Regions from separate parts of the Mus musculus genome. Here region 1 is linked to region 2. A link is a loop called in an ENCODE intact Hi-C map of the cell type or tissue named here. Cell type or tissue: left cerebral cortex. All regions are shown on one strand.

Region 1 (2,500 bases), 280 kb before region 2:
AAACAAACACCCCAAATAAACAAAACCCAACCAAACAACAACAACAACAAAAACAAACCAAACAAACCATAACCAAAACCAAGATGAAAAGAAACAAACAAAAATCCAGGCTTGGTTACATGCATAGAGCTAGGGAGATAGAGACAGGTAGATACCTAGGCCCCTGGCACTCCCTATTAAACCACCCCCTTTGGGGACCTCTGAGACAAACAGAGATATCTAAAATGAGGTAGACAGCTCCTGAGGGATGACACTTACTCTCCTCTGCTCTCTACATAGTCACACCCTCAAACACATCGGCACCCCCACATAAGTGCATCCACACATATGTGAGCATGCATGAACACACAGAGGCACACAAAGACCTTCAACCTAGGAGTTTAGAGAATTTGGGGGTTTAGGTGGGAGGGCACCGTTGAACTGATAGCAGAAAACAGTTATTGAACCAAGAATAACAACAGGGAAACACGCGTTTTATTTGTAGATGATTTTGCCATTTGTGACATTGATTTCAGAAGTCGCTTGAATGTTTTCTTTAACAGTGGACTGTTGCTTTGGAGTAAATATAGAACACAATGAATTTCTGCAATGTATTTGGCTTTCTTCTTTATTGTATATTCAGATCTTGGTTTTCTTGGTCTTGGGTATGTGTTTTCATTGAATTGGCAGTGAAAAGAGTATTAAATATAATTCAAGTACAGACTTGTCACACAGATCATTTCCCCTCTGCTATCATGTGTGTGTGTGTGGGGGGGGGGATCAAAAAGATGTTTTTTCAATGCTTAAGGGATTAAGGTAGTCTTGAATAACTATAGGTTTCCACATTGGGAGACAAGGAAGAGGAAGAGGGAAGGGGAAAGAGAAGGTGGAGATGAATCCTTTGTTAGAAGAAAACATATGTTAAGGATTCATTTTTCAAACCCACCAACCACAAAAGGTTAAATGGCTTAATTGCTTCTCTGTATCTCATTCCTTTCAGTTATTTATATCAAGGTACATTTTTAAGTAATGTCACCATATTTTCTTTTCTCTTTGTGGGAGAGAACAAATCTAAACCACGTTGGATAGTTGGTTTTATTGAGGTTTTAAGAGTGTTTTTTGAGTGATTCACGGTAATTTAAATCCGTCTACAGAAATCATCCATGCTGCTAAATATTCAGCCTGTAATTTTCTCCCTTTGCTGGATATGGGAGCATATTTTTATGACACTGCGCTGCATGCCTCAGAATTGTGAGCCTTCATAAGCCAGCCCAGATCCTTCCCACGCTACAAAAGGCTGCTTTTGCAGTGGAGAAAATAGAACACAAAATTACTTAGTAGGTAGAAGAAGTGGGCTGTGGTGAGCAGAGCCGTTGGGCACAAGGAAAGCTGGAGCTCAGAATTACATGCAGTGTCAGGGAAATCTCCAGGACACTGGCCTAACCAATTAAACCTCCCCAGTTTAGGAAATTGCTGTTTCCATGGGATGGTTTGTGAGCGAAATTTTTGTATATACCGATGGAATGTTGGCTTGGGAGCTCTGAATTCTCTTCATGGTTTCTTAGGGTTCTGTTGTGTAGCATCCCATATTTTATTTTTAGACAATTATCTTCTTTTTGTCATTGTTGTGAACTTTAAAATTATCTATTTAGCCATCTAACATTGATGAGCTGGAAAATACACACACACACTTCTGTATATGTATATGTGTGTGTGTGTGTGTGTGTGTGTGTGTGTGTATACATACATACATACATACATACATATATATATATATATATATATATATATATGATTAAAATAAAAATAGATGTTAAAAACATACAGAGCATTATTTTGGATCATTTTATTTTTGCACTGGCTGGTTTTGTGTGTCAAATTGACACAGGCTGGAGTTATCACAGAGAAAGGAGCCTCAGTTAAGGAAATGCTTCCACGAGATCCAGCTGTAAGACATTTTCTCAATTAGTGATCAAGGCGGGGTGGAGGGCCTAGCCCATTGTGGGTGGTGCCATCCCTGGCCTGGGAGTCTTGGGTTCTATAAGAAAGCAGGCTGAGCAAGCCAGGGGAAGCAAACCAATAAGTAACATCCCTCCATGGCCTCTATATCAGCTCCTGCTTCCTGCCCTGCTTGAGTTACAGTCCTAACTTCCTTTGGTGATGAACAGCAATGTGGAAGTGTAAGCTGAATAAACCCTTTCCTCCCCAACTTGCTTCTTGGCCATGATGTTTGTGCAGGAATAGAAACCTGTCATCTAGGTACAATTTATTTTATCCTATCATAGAGGTGAAAATTATCTATCTAATTAAACTTTCATTTCAGGGAATTTCTTGTTTCTTTATTTTTGTGTACCCGATTAACCATAAAATGTGAGCCCTTTATTACTTGACTCAAATCATGCCTGGCATGTTTGGTACTTTGGCAGGACTACTCTGCTTCTGTGGTTGTGTTTTGTTTTATTTTAATTTTATATTTTCTATTTCCTCACAGGTGAAAACAAAGTAGAAAAATGGTTAGTTA
Region 2 (2,500 bases):
GCCTGGAGAGGGTAAAATTCCAAATCTGAAGGGGAGGGGAGGCAGCAGAGATGGAGCTTCTAGAAACTCCCTTTCGAGTCACCAGCTGGGCTGTTTCAGACCTCCCGCACAGCGCCTGGGAAGAAGGTGCGGGGACACATCTTCAGAGCGCAAAGCCCACCGGAACGCAAAGTGTCCGGGTGGCGCCGCCGAATTGCAGTCTCTGTCTCTGCTCACAGCACTGCCTGGACTCTGTGACCCCTCCAGCGCTGGAGAGCAGCCAGAGCAGTGTGGCTTCCAAGGCGATGACAGAAATTATCTCAGAGGATTTTAGATTCTGGGTGGCTTTGCCTCCCTTCCAGTTTCCCAAGGCTTTGTAAGTAAATCAACAGATTCAAGGTTCCTAGCTTTAGAGGCATCATCTTGGGCAAACCGGCTCTTTCCTGGTTGGTTCCACGTATAGCCTTTCTCATCTTCACAGTCTCCTCTGATTAGCTGCTTGGGAGATGAGGCATTGCAGATTCTTGGGACCCAGGGGTACCAGTCACCAAGGACAGGGAAAGAACTATGTGCCTCATCTTGCTATTTCCAGAGTTCAGGGAATTGCAGGGATTCCTCTGAGGTCAGAAGACCCACACAGAGTCATAGCACAAGCACACACAATGCAGTCTTACGTAGATGTCCACGCGTGTGCGTGGATATTTAAGTAGCTTAGGAGCTATATGTATGCAGAGCCCATCCTGCAATGACTCGTAAGCTCTGCACCCAAGCAATATCTTCAAGTTACCCTGACCCTGCTCACACCAGGCAGAGAAAAAAGCATGTGCAGAAGATAAGGAGAGAAAAATAACCTTAAGAGCTCTGCTCTTTTCCTTAGAATCTGGAATTACTTACCAGGATTTCTGGGATGTTCATACATCTAATAGGCTGTAACATGGTGGCTTTTGGAGGTGGGCCTTTATCAACAAGAAAATACAACATAAACCCAAAACGACAGTTTTGATTAGGCAAATCACTGATTTTGAGGATGGGATGGTAACAGCACTGAATTTCTTGAATATTAAATAGGTGTGAGATGGGCCACCATGTAATCAAGAATATCATTTAACAACTAATTATTTCAGAGCACTCTTAGTGATGTGTGTGGCAGGCAACTTTGGCCGGTAGAAGTAATGTATGTGAGTGAGCTACCACTGTATGAAAATGTGGCCACTCGAAAGATTCAGGATGTAAGACTTCAGGAACTAAGACTAAGAACAGGAACAAAGAGCATAGCCATGGGCAGGCAAAGACTGGGTATTTGTGAGTTATGTGGCAAATGAAAAGTGAGTGAATAGACTCTCCCGGTTCAACTTTGAGAACCCAAGGTACTTTCTGGAAAGATACAGAATATCCAATCCTGGCTCCTTTAAGATTGTTAGCAACTAGCTTCTCTGTTACTGAAGCAGCCTTCTAATGGACAAGGGTTAGAGCTGAAGTAATCGTGAGATTTTATTTTGAGGATCCTGTGTAGTTGGGGGGAGAGGGGGAGATTGAGGATTGCCTGTCTTCCAAAGAAGATATGAACATGTAAAATAGTAAATCCTTATTTCTATGTTTTTTTTCAGCAACTAACATACAAAATCCAGATATTTTCCTGAGATTTTAGAATCGTATGTAGAAAGAAAACCACAAATAAACAGAAAACCCAGGAAAGAACTTTACCTTCCATACATAGCAGGATTTGTGAACTGTGAAGAACACAAGAGGTTACACGTGGGGCTAAGTAGGGACCACTCTTGAAAATAAAGTGTTCCTCCTTTAAACAACAAAGCCCAGGTTTATATTGCCAGACTTGAGGGAGTGATGTTTGAGGAGATTCGGGACTGAAAAGTGAGATGACTTCACTCTAATGAAGAATCTTAAATATTAGCATATATATTGATGGAAATGCTCCTGAGACTAGAGCAAAAATAGAATAAGAAAAGGAGTCTAGCATGGCTGCTCTCCAAGTGGCCCGGACCAAAGATTAGTCAGACTCAGATACCTACACATAACCAATGGACAGAAGACTGGGAACCCTGTGGTTAAATTAGGGAAAGACTGGAAGAAGCTGAGGAGAAGGGCGACCCCATAGGAAAATGAGCAGTCCCAACTAACCTGGACTGCTGAGATCTCTCAGACATTGAGCCACCAACCAGGCAGCATGCACAAGCTGATATGAGGCTCCAGACACATACACAGCAGAGGACTGCCTGGTCTGGCCTCAGTGAGAGAAGATGCACCTAACTCTCCAGAGACTTGCGGTTCCTGGGAGTGGGGAGGCCTGGTGGTGTTGAGGGTAGGGGTGGCAACATCCTCTTGGAACCAGGGAAGGAGGAATGGAATAAGGAACGGTTCATGAAATTTGGTCCTTAAAAATGCTCTATAGCATTCACAGGCTGGACCAACACCCATGGCACACATGTAGATATGCAGCTCCACGAGCACCCCTCCCCCAACAATGGGAGCAAGAGCTGCCCCTCCAACTGTAGCCTGACTG

What was found. Peaks named below come from ENCODE experiments on the same cell type or tissue, not always from the same donor. Only the 100,000 strongest peaks of a DNase experiment are listed, where the experiment ranks them.
Region 1: it touches region 2 in a loop (3.0-fold over the local background); 3 of 42 quality-filtered maps call a loop at or near these places.

The regions. Positions count from the first base shown.
Region 1 is chr3:117,847,818-117,850,317 of GRCm38, reverse strand. All of the region lies in intron 1 of Snx7 (sorting nexin 7), which reads left to right. Among named protein-coding and RNA genes, the nearest start is that of Gm52614, 6.8 kb to the left of the region's middle. In left cerebral cortex, no CTCF peak of the experiment used is centred here; a DNase peak (open chromatin) is centred at 1,263; H3K27ac peaks cover 1,403 bases.
Region 2 is chr3:117,572,761-117,575,260 of GRCm38, reverse strand. It overlaps Plppr5 (phospholipid phosphatase related 5), which reads right to left and starts at 34. Exons shown (of 6, transcript NM_029425.3): 1 at 1-34. In left cerebral cortex, no CTCF peak of the experiment used is centred here; DNase peaks (open chromatin) are centred at 131, 416 and 1,176; H3K4me3 peaks cover 1,017 bases; H3K27ac peaks cover 1,140 bases.